Regions from separate parts of the Homo sapiens genome. Here all the other regions are linked to region 2. Evidence: chromatin loops called from intact Hi-C (ENCODE). Cell type or tissue: MCF 10A. All regions are shown on one strand.

What was found. A loop is a pair of places that touch in the nucleus more often than their neighbours do. Peaks named below come from ENCODE experiments on the same cell type or tissue, not always from the same donor. Only the 100,000 strongest peaks of a DNase experiment are listed, where the experiment ranks them.
Region 1: a loop joins it to region 2, with 11 times the contacts of the local background. A loop is called at or near these places in 10 of 110 quality-filtered maps.
Region 3: it touches region 2 in a loop (13-fold over the local background); 4 of 110 quality-filtered maps call a loop at or near these places.

Annotation. Positions count from the first base shown.
Region 1 is chr3:41,878,463-41,883,462 of GRCh38, forward strand. The region is part of intron 17 of ULK4 (unc-51 like kinase 4); the gene reads right to left. Among named protein-coding and RNA genes, the nearest start is that of ULK4, 81 kb to the right of the region's middle. In MCF 10A, a CTCF peak has its summit at 2,961 (motif pointing left); no DNase peak of the experiment used is centred here.
Region 2 is chr3:40,718,087-40,723,086 of GRCh38, forward strand. It overlaps LOC124909370 (a long non-coding RNA gene), which reads right to left and starts at 2,915. Exons shown (of 2, transcript XR_007095888.1): 1 at 2,666-2,915. It also overlaps a transcript of LOC105377043 not described here. In MCF 10A, a CTCF peak has its summit at 1,982; a DNase peak (open chromatin) is centred at 2,015.
Region 3 is chr3:41,714,575-41,719,574 of GRCh38, forward strand. It overlaps ULK4 (unc-51 like kinase 4), which reads right to left. Exons shown (of 37, transcript NM_017886.4): 23 at 3,154-3,287; 24 at 873-994; 25 at 663-719. Among named protein-coding and RNA genes, the nearest start is that of ULK4, 250 kb to the right of the region's middle. In MCF 10A, no CTCF peak of the experiment used is centred here; no DNase peak of the experiment used is centred here.

The sequences.
Region 1 (5,000 bases), 1.2 Mb after region 2:
ACTGACCTATGAAGAGGAACAATCAAGCATTTATCCTGCCTTGCAAAACAAACTCTATTTTAAGGATAACCAAATAGTTGATCAGGGAAAGATCTTCTGTAAGAAAACTTCCAACTACAAATAGAAAGGAAATTACAGAATAAGAAAATTATCATTTTGCAACTCTAAAGGATTACTACATGTAGACAATAATCGATTGATGTTAAAACTGTTAAAAAAAAAAAAAAAAAAAAAGAGTGAGGAGTTCCTGACTCACAGATAAGGGTATGAAGAAAAAAAAAGAGTGATGGGAATATTTATAATAAGGCTGACAACATCTGAGTCTAGTGATCAACTTTAACCCCTCTAATAGAGGCATATAATGTTTAATTGTCTCACTTCCTATGAAGCAGTAGGAGAAATACAGCACCAACTGTGACAAATTCCTATTTCCCCAAGCCATCCCCCCAAAAAAAAGTACTGAATCAAGGGTCCACATCTAAGCAGCCATGCGCAAGAAAGGAAAGGCAGGTGATAAAGGACTATATTAAATAACACCAAAAGGGTGCAGTAAAGCTTCTGGTATTCCAATTTGGGCCAAGACAAGGGACAATTTGTCTGTAACAAATAAATGACACTAAAAAATAAGAGACCAGGAATTAAGAGACTTAAGGGTCACAATATCTAAACGCAATCCTGGCTCAAAGAAAAATTACAAAATGACATGTATGAAACCACCAAGAAAATCTGAACACTAACTGGGTATTAGATGATATTCAGAGACTACTGCTGAATGTATTGGGTGTGATAATGAAATCATGGTTATACATTTTTCTAATCCTTTTCTGCTAGCAAAAGATATTTACTAGTAAAATGATATCATTTTATTTAAAATACTCCAGCAAGAAAGAGAGAGGGAGAGAAAAAGGGAGAGGGGGAATGAAAGCAGGACACAAGATGAAACAAGATTAGCCAGTGTTGATTGCTGGAAGCAAATGATACTACCTCATTACTCTAGCCTCTCTACTTCTATATATGTTGAAATTTTCCATAATTTAAAAAAAAAAAATTTGAGACAGGGTCTTGCTCTGTTGCCCAAGCTGGAGTGCAATAGCATGATAATAGCCCACTACAGCCTCAACCTCCCAGGGTCATGTCTCAGCCTCCTGAGTAGCTGGGACCACAGACGTGCACCACCACACCAAACTCTATTTTTTCTAGAGACAGGGTCTCCTTATGTTGCCCAGGCTGGTCTCAAACTCCTAGGCTCAAGTTATCCTCCCACCTCAGCCTCCCAAAGTACTGGGATTACAGCCGTGAGTCACCACGCCCAGCTGATAATAAAGAAATTTAATGAATGGGTTAACCTAAAATGTCTGTTAATACTCCTTTTGGCCAGGAGTGGTGGCTCATGCCTGTAATCCCAGCACTTTGGGAGGCTGAGGCGGATGGATTATTTGAGGTCAAGAGTTCGTGATCAGCCTGGCCAACATGGTGAAACCCCATCTCTACTAAAAATACAAAATAAATTAGCTGGGCGTGGTAGTGCATGCCTGTAATCCCAGCTACTCGGGAGGCTGAGGCAGGAGAATCGTTTGAACCTGGGTGACAGAGGTTGCAGTGAGCCAAGATCACGCCACTGCAATCCAGCCTGGGCAACAGAGTGAGACTCAGTCACAAAAAAAATTCCTTTCAGTTTTAGAATTTGATGGGTCTATATTAAATTTCATAAAATATATCCACTGCACGCTTCAGACTAAATATATTGGCTTAATATCAGAAATGTTTTTTAAAATTATTACACATAGAAACCACAATGATTACAGAGTGGTAAATGTGTTATCTAGGAATATAAGCTTCAGATGGTTATATTTTTCAGTAAAAAAGATACAGATGTCAATAAATGCTTCTAAATGCATAAAGGAGATCATGACCAGTTATTTTCTGTAGCTGTTGATGACAGAATAAGATGAAAGAGATTTAAATTATATTACAAGGATAGTAAAATAGATTTTTGCTCCATTTTTTCTGTCTCTTTATAACAAATTATACCATCATATTCTTCTGACATTCTTTTAATCATTCATTAAACTCTCCAGCATTAACTGCCTAAAATACACATTACTTTGCTGGCTCGGCACTGTGGGGTACAAAGGTGAGTAACAAAATGAGGTTCTATGCCATTAAAATGCTTATAGGGGCCAGGTGCAGTGTCTCATGCCTGTAATCCCAATACTTTGGGGAAGCCAAGACAAATGGATCACTTGAGGCCAGGAGTTCAAGACCAGCCTGACCAACATGATGAAACCGTGTCTCTACTAAAAATACAAAACTTAGCAGAGCATGGTGGCATGAACCTGTGGTCCAAGCTACTCGTGAAGCTGAGGCTGAGAATCTCTTCAACCCGGGAGGCAGAGGTTACAACGAGCCAAGATCACACCACTGCACTACAGCCTGGGCAACAGAGCGAGACTCTATCGCAAAAAAATAAATAAGTAAGTAAAATAAAATAAGATGCTTATAGGGTCTGCAACCACAATTTTTCCTGTTCACTGAGAGTAAACCTAATAGAGAATTTAGGATTCATCTTACACTTGAAATTTTGTTACTGATTATTGAAAAATTATCTACAAGCACCCAATTGTGAGTTTTACAGAAAACTGGTCTCAAGAGTTATGAACCAAAGATTCACTCCACGGGGTTCCCAGATCCCCTAAAATCATGTGCTAGGTGTTGACTTTATTTTTCTGGAGAGACTATAATGGTTTTCATTCATCTTATTCATCTCAAATGGTAAAAATCACCAGTGGAATGGAGCCACACATCCTGTAGCAGAAACTTCTAAAAAAAAAAAAAAAAAAAAAAAAAACAGGAAAAAGATGAAACATGGTACCATGTACCTGCTCAGCCTCCACAGATCCTGCTTTTGGAAACTGAAACATAAATTCTTAAAACTTGCACAACTTTTTTTCTGGTGCTTGAATGACCTCTAGTGGCTACTTAAATTATCACAGCCAATTGCTCACAGCAGGAATTAGGTTGGTGCAAAAGTAATTACAGTTTTTGCCATTAAAAGTAATGAAATAAAGAACTAAAAAGTGTTGAGAAATAACAAAATTAAGATGGCATCACAAAGGAGCACCTAGCTCAATTTCAAGTTATTATACAAGCTCTCTATTATCCAACCAAATGTAGTTCACAATACAGTGTAATTCAAAATAGTTCACCAGATAGTTCAGTACACGCCATTTTTTTTAATCAAATAAGTATGATTTTCCCTAAATTCTTGCATTTCGAACTAATAAAGCATCAGCAAATACCCATGAAGAGAACAGTACTGGAATAAAAGATACAAGAACCTCGGGAATTAACATCCACCCTTTCCTCTCAGTTGAGGCAGCACCAGGAATACAATGTCAACAAAGTACAACAACTGGAGTAAGAGAAATACTTTGAGAATATAAACTGGCCACAGAACTCAACCTGAGTGAGAACAGGTAACAAATATGGTTCAGGAACTGCTGGGCCAAACTCTCCAAGTGGGAGTACAGCAGCAGCAACAGCAAGTACCAGTAGAATGAGGCCATCACATCACCCAGGGTGACCAACAGGTCCCAGGTTACTTCACATGCCCTCTGCCCAGCCCCTTGACAATTCCTGCAGCAGCAAAACACACCATCTTCCAGGCACTGCCACACGGAGTCCCAAGAATGCTGATACAGTTTTATTTATTTTGAAATATTTGTCAGTATCTATACATACACAAGGCACTGTCTAGGCACTGGAGTGGAGTGTTGAACAAGACAGTTCAAAATCCCGATTCCAATGGAGCTTGTAGTCTAGTGTGGAAAGAGAAATAAATACATAAAATGCCAGGTGGTGATACATGCTGTGAAAAAGATAAAGTAGAACAATGGGGTTTGGAAATTACAGGGTGGTCGTAGTATTCTTTTCTATAAGTTGATCATCTCAATTCAGACTAGCTTTTCTTCAAGCACTCAATAGCCATAGTGGCTGGTGGCTACTATACTGGATAGTTCAACAAATCTGAAACTATCATCCATGCCTTTTTAGTTCATAATCTTTATCCTCTTTCTTTCTGAATCCTAAGAGAATTCATCCAACTGATCTTCAAATTCACTAACTCAGCTTCCTAAAGTATCCATCCTACTTAATACTTATTACTGCAACTACTGAATCATTTAATTCAACAGTCATATTTCACATATTCAGAGGCTCCTTCTTCACAGCTCCTGAGCAACCAATGCCTGCTCTGACGATGCAGGAACATCCTCTAAAATCTTGGCACTTTGTCTTGGACTTTAAGTTCTCTCCCATCTCCTACAGCTACTCCATCTCACTGGAGACCTTTTGCTCTGAGCCATCAGAAGGAACCCCCATTTTTGAGATCCTAAGCCTTCTCATCTTCCTGGTAATACTGCCCTAGATGCTCAATCTTTCAGACAAAAATCTACCTGACACATCTCTGAGAACCAAGCTGGGTACCATCAGTAATCATATAGGTCACAATTCATTTTTTTAGGCCCCCCAAAAAAGGAAAAATTTAGACTTTGTGGCATTTTACTAGTAACTCAGAGATCCAGCAGTTTGCAGGAAATAGAGATGGAATTGTAAGCAAGGGAAATACACTGAAATTAAATTAATCTCCACCCAGACACTATAAGGCCAGCTGGGATACTATCCCAGCAATTGGCTGCTGCAGTGAACAGCACAGAGAGAAAATGTTCCAATTCCTCTTAAGGCTCCAAATACCAGTTGGCTACTACAGTGGACAAGACAGACATAGAAATTTTTCCAATTTTTCTTAAAGCCCCAAATACCACACAACCAGCTTCAACTCTACAAAATCCCCTCTCCTTACCCCTTTTTTACTTCCTTCAGGAGCTCTTGCTGTTTCCCCTAAAAGCCTTGGTTCTTTTCACCTATGCTGACTCTTGAGCCTCTCCCAGTTCAAGGGATAAAACTCCATTACCAATTAAGTGTAACATACGTTAACGGAA
Region 2 (5,000 bases):
TGCACAATTTGGAATGTTTTCAGCCTGACATACTTACTGGTGTATGTGATAGAGATTAGTGTACATTGACAGAGAGACAGAGACAAAAAAAGGGGTGGGGAGGAGATGGGGAGGGCAAAGGGGAGAGGGAGAAACAGGGTGGGGAGAGAGGGAGAAAGACTCATTTTATCTTTTAAGTAAAGCGTAATTATGGATCAATATTCCATACTGAACCTGCTGGTACTGGTTTCTGGTTTGCAGCAATAGCTGCCATGTACTGAGATTGCTTCCTTGGAGGAATGCAGGAAGCTGCCTCACACCATGCCAGGTTGACTGGGCTTGTTCCTGGGCACCCTCTTGCTAGGCCACATGTGCTAAGTCATTACTCACAAAAGGGCTGGACTGAGAGAACATAGGCAGACTTTTTTTTTTGGTATACATTATATCACAGAACCTTGGACAACTGGACCCTGTCCTTAATTAGATCTTCAACACATCCACCCATATGCTAGTGCTTTGAGGACAAGCTTCTACCTATAAGCAATGGATTCATTAAGCTAAGAAAAGATAGAAAGTGAGGTCTGGGAGAGCCTGTTTTTTGGAAAGTCTCTGCTTTCATGTCAGCTATGTGGGAATCCAGCTCTGAGACACAGCACTGAAAGCCAGAGAAGCAGAGGAAAGCTTGCGCTTACTGGCCCTAACCTCTCCCCTAGCCTAGAATCCTCCCTGCCACATCTCTGAGGGTTGGTAGCCAGCTTCTCTTTAATCTATTTGAGGGACAGGGAGCTTACAGCAAAACTAAGCCTTTTTTTTCTTAAATAAGAGAGCCTCTCTTGGTGCAACTTGGCCTACTTCCTCATTTTACAAACCTGTCAGTTTCATAATTGAAAAATGACATCTCATCATTGTTTTGTTTTCTGTATCTTTGATACAGAAAAGTTGAATGTATTTTTTCATATGCTTATATTGGTCATTTATATTCATCCTTCTGTGATTTAACACTACATTTCCTTTGCTCATGTTTTTCCTATTGGTGTGATGTTTTCAAGATTAATTTAAAAGAGTTTAACATGACTTAAATTATAACCTTTGTTTGTTACATTTATTTTCATATTTCTTTCCTGGTTTATAATTTTCCTTTTGTTATTGTTTTGTTATGTGTGAGAGAAAAAGAGAGCTGGTTAAGGTCCTTGGTGTCTATACAGACCCTGCCTCCAACAAGGGATAGATAAACAATAAAATATGTTACAAAACTTAGAGTAGATATTTTAAATTTTATGTAGTTAAACCTTTCTACATGAGATCTTTTGTTATATTTATTCACAGAAACTCCTTCTCATCCTGAAATAACTTAAATATCATTTTTTAACATTTAGATGTTTATGTCCTTTTAAAAATATTTAGTGTATATTTCACACATCTTAATTTTTATTTATTGTGAAGTCTAGATTAGATATAACTTTTTATCGCCTTCAAAAACAGCCATTTTCCTCAACACCATTTGTTCAGTAAACCATCTCCTCCCCTTAGTTTGTGATACATATGTTAGAGTAGGTAGCGAAGCAGACATGAGCAGGGCAGGAGAGGGCCTCCCCACTATCCAAAGAATGTCAGGCAACCGTCAGGTGATGGTCAGGTAGTTGTTAAACTAGCTCTCTAAAATAATAATTGGCCACAGCTGGCGCCAGGGAACGGCGGTCTCCCAATAGATAGAAAACACCTGAAACTGGTGATAAGCAGCTTCCCAGTAAGATTTCAGGAGCTGGGCAAGTGGGCTCAAGCATGCGCACTAAGAGGCAAAATGGCGGAGTTTAACTGGTGTATGACCTTCTTCTGGAAACGCTAAGCTGGTAAGGGAAAAAAACACCTCAAATGGGCATGCACTCAACTTTAGTAAACATACTGCACATGCGGCTCATCCCAAGTGCTGTCAGGCCACTGTGCATGTGGCCAGCCCACCCCCAGGGAAGAATCAGGGGAGAAGAAACGCAAACCCTGGAATCATGCCAATGATTCCCCAAATCGAGGGCTAGATGGAGCTCTTGGATCTCTCAGGTCAACCACTTGGCTCTCTTCCAAATGTACCTGACTTTCTTTCATTCCTGCTCTAAAACTTTTAATACACTTTCAGTCCTACTCTAAAACTTGCCTCAGTCTCTCACTCTGCCTTATGCCCCTCAGACAAATTCTCTGGAGGCAAGAATTGACTTGGTGCGCACCTGTATGAATCCACCCCTCTTAACATATATGATAGGCAAAATTCCCAAAGTCACTAAGGCCCGGTTTTCTGAAACAGCTTTAATCGTTATGCATTTCTTTCTGGTGTTGAATGGAAATCTGTCACCTTTTACCTTTTACTTCTTGAAGCTTCTGCTCCTGTGGCTCCAAAATATGAGGACCCTCATGACATTATTCTGTGAATGTGTGTAGGGGGCTCTGTGGACAGATGTGTCGCCAACAAGGCACCTTACTACAGATTGCACTTTGCTCTGTTTTCTTTAGTGAGAGGACGTTATCTTCTATGTCACATGTCACAGTTTCTAGCTTCATTAGAAACCACTTTGATGCCCCTGGGGGTAGCTTTCCCCAAAGGCTATGTGTAGGGAAAGTAGCCTCAGTTGTTAAGGGAGAAGCATGTTTTCAAGATGTATTACATTTTAAAGGTCTGAAAATAAGGCAGCCTTACCTATGGGCAGCCAGAGAGGTGGCGGAGATGGAGAAGTGGAGACAGTGGTTCGCAGTCTGCATGAGGGCCTGGAACCAGACCTGCCTGGGCACTAATGGGGCCAGCTTGTGGCCTGTTTCCACCCTGGGGAAGAGACTGGAGGTGTGCGTGTGGACTAAAAGAGAGTTACTACCTTGGTGCCCAAGCTTGCAAGCCTCTATACTTGCATAGGGATCATCCCTGTGGATGAGCACCCATGGGATAGTGTGGGTCTAAGCTCTAACAGCCATAGTCTGTTGCAGTGAGAAACAGTGGTTGCCATGGGATACCCAGACTCCAGTTCCCTCTCTGCAGCATCAGGGAAGGCTGACTGTTTTGTGACTGGGATTCCCGTTTGCATCAGGGAAGGCTGACTCCTTTGTAACTGAGTAACCCCCCTGGGAATCCAGTGTGGGCATCTGCGAAGCCTCAAGGGGAATATACTGAATTAAATGTTAATAATGTTTGTGTCTACTTAAGTAATTAATCAGAAAAAGTAAAGATTTGACATGCATTTGTGGAGCAGTTCAAACCAGTTAAACCTATCAAAACGGGTCAAATCAGATCAAACAGTTTAAACCACACAGCTATGGTTATTCCTCTCAAATCTTGTGGTCTCCAGACTCAATATTCTGATTTGTGTTATAATAAAGTCATTCTTAAAATGGCTTAACTTTCAGCACTGTTATCACCTTATCTAATTCATCTCCAGTTTGCCAATATTGCCATTAAACCACAGCATCTAGAATTTACCAGACAATCCAGTGAAGCCAGCAGATTGGTAACCACTCTTTGTCTGTATGCAGTATGGGTTAGATGTTTTCTATTTGTCTCTTCAGATCCACTTTCCACACTTCTCTACCCTAGCCTGGGCCTGGGTGGCTGGCTTGTGTGGACTGAATGGGCTGCATCAAGGGACTTCCTTGCTCTCTGGCTTCTGGTTGGGTTTGGCCGAGGGGCATCAGTAGAGACAGGAGGAGAGTGAGGTCCCGGTGCTTACTGCCCTGGCTTTCTTTTGCTTTGTCCCTCTACCCAAGGCCACAGCTCTTTTAGGCAGGTGTCTCTGATAACTCTTCTCTCCTGGTTTCCTTCCTTGGTCCTTGAGACATAGGGATGATAACAGCTTCCACTCTTATACCATATTTTGTGTTTTTCTTAGTTTTTCCTGCACTTTTATAAATAGTTCTCATTAAATGCTCCCTAATTACTCCATTTGACATTGTCATTTGTTTCCTAGGCATATGCATTTTGTGAAACATCAGGGTGTTTCTTATGCACATTATATTTGAGAACCATTGAGTGAACAGTGCTGAGGTGGCTAAATGGAATTCCCACCAGCTTTTTAAATTATATTATAGAAACAACGGTACATATGTTATGAGACTCCTCCTCTTGCTTCCCAGTGAGGAGGCAGAGCCATGTACATTATTGTTTGGCTGGATCTCTACACAGCCATCAGTGAATTGCTCTGAAATTGACCTTCTTATGGTAGAAGGTAGGTCCTGCCTGAAAACCAAAGGCTGGGCAAGAAGAAACTGGGACTTTGATAAGCCAGGGCTGGCGGAGTTTCAGGAATTAAGAGCTGAGCAGTCACGACAGAAGTGATTCACTTATATCCTTCTCTGCTGGAGCTTGTATAGGGATAGCAGTATCCCATTGAAGAGGCTGGTGCCAGGGTCCCAGGGGTGCTCACTGAGTGAGAAGGACCCTGCTACTGGGTGGACAGCCTAGGAGGGACATTGGACATCCTGCCTTTTCAAAAACTGTACTAGGGAAAGTTACCCTTGAGGTTGGGGGAAGGTGACACTTATTTATAGTTGCTTTCTCAGAACTTTGTTTTGTTAAATGCAAAATTCTTCTCAAGGTAAATGTACAGTAACCCATAATAACTGCTGCCTGAGTTGCAGTAAAGACCTATCCACGGGGCCCCCCATTCTCACTCTCTTTCCATTAGTTCATTCTCCCTGGAGCAGCCTGAGTGACATTTTATTTTATTTATTTATTTTTTTGAGACAGAGTCTCGCACTGTCGCCCAGGCTGGAGTGCAGTGGTGCAATCTCGGCTCACTGCAACCTTCGCCTCCCAGGTTCAAGCTATTCTTCTGCCTCAGCCTCCAGAGTAGCTGGGATTACAGGCACCCACCATCACGCCCAGCTAATTTTTTGTATTTTTAGTAGAGACGGGGTTTCACCATGTTGGCCAGGCTGGTCTCAAACTCCTGACCTTATGATTTGCCCGCCTTGGCCTCCCAAAGTGCTGGGATGAGTGACATTTTAAAGTACAAATTGGACTCCATCACCTCTCCCAGTAAAGATTA
Region 3 (5,000 bases), 1.0 Mb after region 2:
AAGGGAAAAAGATAACATAATTCATGAGCTAAACAAAAAGAATTTTTGTGAGCAAAAACAGAAGTGAAAGATAATGCAATAACTTTTCATTTCTACTTGTATCCTCAAAATTAAAGAAAAAGCTAAACTGAGCTTAACATAGAGAAATGCCATCATAAGAAGAGACACTGTGGGGGCTGGGTCAGGAGAATCGCTTGAACCCAGGAGGCGGAGGTTGCAGTGAGCCAAGATCGCACCACTGCACTCCAGCCTGGGCAACAGAGCGAGACTCTGTCTTTAAAAAAAAAAAAGAAACTGCACATGATTGGACAATATAAGCCGAAGTAAATAATAATGATACTATATTCCCAGCATTCCATTTTCACCAGTTTTATTATATTTTTTCATGATGTTTAATACCAAAATCTATGAAAGTGTTTCTGTGGACATATTTACCCTATTTGGGCTGTCTCTGAACAAAATACATTATCAGGAGAGAATGTGTTTTCTCCAAATGTCAAATTTTATTACAGTCAACAGATAAAAATATTAAAAGGTCACTTCCCTAGAGACAAATAAATACCAACAGGATTTTTAAATTACCTCATTCTGACATCAAATTCTACAAACAGTAGAGGAAGTCACAATTTTATTAGAAACAAGGAAAATTTCGTGTTACTCACAAGAATAGTTCCATAGCTGAAAAGAAACTCTTCTGTCACAACTTGAGGTCGAAATACCTGTGTGATGAGAGTTTCTACAGATTAAATTCTGGAAGCTATGTACAACGTTAGCTCAATAAAAAAAAAATGTTTTGAGTTGAGGATTCTCAGCTCCAGTTTACAAAGAGAAGAGGCAAATTTATATCCTTTTCCTCCTCAATACAATAGTACCTGTGAAGTTACGAGGTGAAGCACTACAGGCATCAGGGGGAGACACAACTTCAGCTGTTTCACTTGAACTGTTGATGGGTGTTTACGTCCAGAAACATTAGCCAAGGAGTTAAGAATGTCACCTGTGAAGCACAGCCCAGAGCATATGTGGAGGTTAAAAACCACAAATACTTAGGAGCCACTGGTCATTGCTTGAATACCCATGGGACTTCTAAGGTAATTAATCTCCAAATAAAATAAGCAGATATACTTATTCACAAGTACTGAAATTACAACAGACACTTATGGCCTCCGGGGACAGAATGTGATATTCTGCAAAGACACTATAAATAAACTTAACGTCTCATTTGGAAATGAAAAATAAAATTTAATAAATTATTATAATAGAGTAATAGCTTTAGAATTTTTTTTTTGTATTTTCCAAATTTCAATCATGAGCACTTGTTGCTTTTGCAAACAAGAAAAAATATTTAAAATAATAAATGGGCCAGGCGCAGTGGCTCATGCCTGTAATCCTAGCACTTTGGGAGGCCGAGGTGGGCAGATCACGAGGTCAGGAGATCGAGACCATCCTGGCCAAAATAGTGAAACCCCATCTCTAATAAAAACACAAAAATTAGCCTGGGCATGATGGTGTGCGCCTGTAGTCCCAGCTACTTGGGAGGCTGAGGCAGGAGAATCACTTGAATCTGGGAGGTGAAGGTTGCAGTGAGCTGAGATAGTGCCACTGCACTCCAGCCTGGGCGACAGAGCAAGACTCTGTCTCACAAAATAATAATAATAATAATAATAATAATAATAATAATAATAAGTGAACGAATTACAGAACACGACTTACAACTATCAAAAAAAAGAGAATAGGTTGGAGGTAAAAAGAGGTCAATTCCCAAAACTTCTCATTGGATGATAAATCTAACAATAAATAAAACTTGCTTTGTGGACATCAGAATCTTATCGCCATACCCTAAAACAGGATAAGTCCGGTAATAAAGAATTTAGCTACCAACTGACCAAATTATAGCCTTCAGGTTTGAGGTAAAAAAGCTTACAATCCGAAATAAATTTTGAGAGGCTCTATTTTCAGTCATCAACAGGCAAAAATAATCTCCTAAAGCATCAGTAAGGGGCAAAAAAGTTGCTGTCAGTTAGCCTTGAAGACATTTTCATTACTTTGATTTAATGTTCTGAATTCCTGAAACTAAGTACCCTCTACTATAATAGCTTGGATCAAATTTAACATTCTAAACATTTCTGGTTTATAGCTACATCTGCTGGAAAAGCATGGAATGGGATTTAAGCTACACATACATGCTCCCAAGGTTATTTTAATTTCTGCAAATAACAATGAAATAAGGTATTTCTTTAGCTGTAATAAACATCCTTTGCAAATCATTATTAGATGTTTTATCTTAAGATAAATTTTTCAAACCAAAGAAAGTTTCAAACTTTGAACTTTAAATGAATATCAAAATTCCTTAATATCACATTTTAATATTCAAAATTAAAATCCATGCATTTTTATTCTCATTTATTGTGGGAGTTAAAAAATGATTATATGGCAGTAGAAAATGGAAAGACAGATAACAAAGGCTGAGAAGGGTGAATGGATGTGGAGGGATGAGGAAAAAAAGTGGGTCAAAGGGTATGAACATACAGTAAAATAGAAGAAATAAATTCAGTGTTTGATAGCAGAGCAGGGTGATTATAGTTAACAAAAATGTATTATAGGTGGGTGACGGACACCCTAAATACCCTGGCTTGATCACTATGCATTTTATACATATAACAAAATTTCTCATATACCCAATACATTTGTATAAATAAAAGAAAATCTTGTTTCAGCAAGGGAAAAAAAATAAATAAAATCTATTCAAAGTTTTTTTAACAATAAATAAATTTGTGCTCTAATTTCAAGAGAAAATTCTTTTCTTCTGATTTAGGCAAAAAAAAACTTACGAAAAGTTACCCCCAAATACTAGCATAAGTCCAATTTTAAGCAATTAAACCGCTTTTCTTTTGTATATTTTCTAAAATGGCCAGTTTACCTCGGATCACACCTTAATGTGGCATTGTCTCATCATGCCTCATCATGTCATTGATGCAAAATAATTACAAAAACAGATAAAGCAAATTTAAATCTTGAAACTACATATTCGTTAAAAAGTGTCTGCATTTGCCTTCAAGAACAGACAAGTAAGAATAAAAAAGAACTGATGCCTAAAAGCCAAGTCTTAGAAACGTAAAAGCAGAAATGGGGCCTGAGGATGAGACTCCAATTTACCCAGGATTCGTGGCAGCTCCTGCACAATGTGACAGATGAGAAGATCCAGGCATTTGGACAGGTATTCATTGCCACTTTGCTGCTCCTTGCCTGGAGTGGTCTTTCTGCTGTCTCTCTCGATGTACATCACCAGTCTACATACAGGAAAGTGCAAAGATTACCTCTCATGATAAAACACTTGATAGCATCTATCCAAAAATGCCGCCAAGGCAAGTGTTTCCAGAGGGCACCCTCCCAATCATATTGACGTTTAGATTTGTAGCAACTTGTCGGGCACAATTTTTGCCTCAGAAAACTCAAAACATCTATAAAGAAAGAAAATAAAGCAACTTCAGATCTCTCTGCTAATATCCTGATTCCATTTGCCTTGGCGAATGGAAACGAACAATATTCTCCAGGTGATAAATGAAAGACAAAGAGATGTCTGGACAGAAGAGGGCTCTTTATGTTTCAAAGGTTCAAAGTAAAGCCACAAGTTAACTGCATATTTGTTTATCATTAGTATTCAATTTGCTTGGGACCCTAGATAATTCACATGAATTTCAATTGTCTCATCCAAAGAAAATGTTTCATTTTAACACTGGGTTATACAGATGGCAGACAATATCTAAATATCTGGCTTTTACGTGTCTCTTTATCTACTAGTTTTATGATACCTGCCTTTTAAAGCTAACTTATTTCTTCTTTCAAACTACTGGCATTCTTTAAACATTCATTTCTGAACCAACCACTTCCAACCCGGAACTAGGGAGTCTACTGGACCATCACCTTAGACATTTAAGGTGTTACTACAAACTTTTAGGTCCTCTCCACATTTTCTCCCCTTTGCTGGACCTACTAGTCATTTTCTCAAGTTCCCATTCCCCCCAACTCCCTACAGGGCAACAAGTCCACTGATTTCACCATGCAAAAGGCCCTGTAAGGCAGTCTCCCTGGTTACCATCATCCATCTATCCATTTCTGTTATTCTCACCCATCCACCCAACTTTTACTTCTCAGGAAGAACTTCCAACCAATTTCCATTGTAAATTGGAGTTTTATACATAATATACATATATACATAAAATGTATTGAAATCTTGATACTTAGCATTTATGTGGCTCTCTCAATAGACTTATGCATGCATTTGCGTTTCCATGTATTACTATTTGCACCCCATCACGTGAGGATGAACCCAAATCAGGAAGTTAGCCTTGATTCTGTATCAGTTAGCATCTTCTGTTCTAGTCAACAATTATGTGGCTAGAGCCATAATCACTGTTCAACCTACTTGTTCTTCAATCACCTTCAATCTGGCTTTCTCTCTCATCACTATCTCTAAAGTCACATGACATCAAATCCAATGGGCCTTCATCTGCCTTCAACTACACAAGTCAACAGCATTCAATACTGTTGCCACTCCTGCCGTTCCTCTATCATAACCTCATCCTTTATTAGCTTTCTTCTCCAGTTTCTCTGGTTGTTCCTTCTCTGTGTCTTTTGCTGGTTCATGCTCTTAAATGCTGAAGTCTATCAAGACTGAGTTCTAGGCCCACAACTATCCTCTAACTGTTTAACACAGGCTATCTCATTCCTACCAATGATTTAAATTACCACTTATCTATACAGATATCTTCCAATTACATATCTGCAGCTCAAATACGGTATCTAAGTTATATGCCAATATATTCAACTGTTGACTTGACATCTGATTTTATCTGTCTTAAAGAGGTTCAAACTCTGTATATCCAAAATAAAAATCATCATCTCACCAAACCTGGTTGTCTTCCAGAGCACAATATCCTACTGTATAGTATCACTCTCTACCTTATTAAACAAACCAGAAAACTAGGAGAGTCATCCTTAAC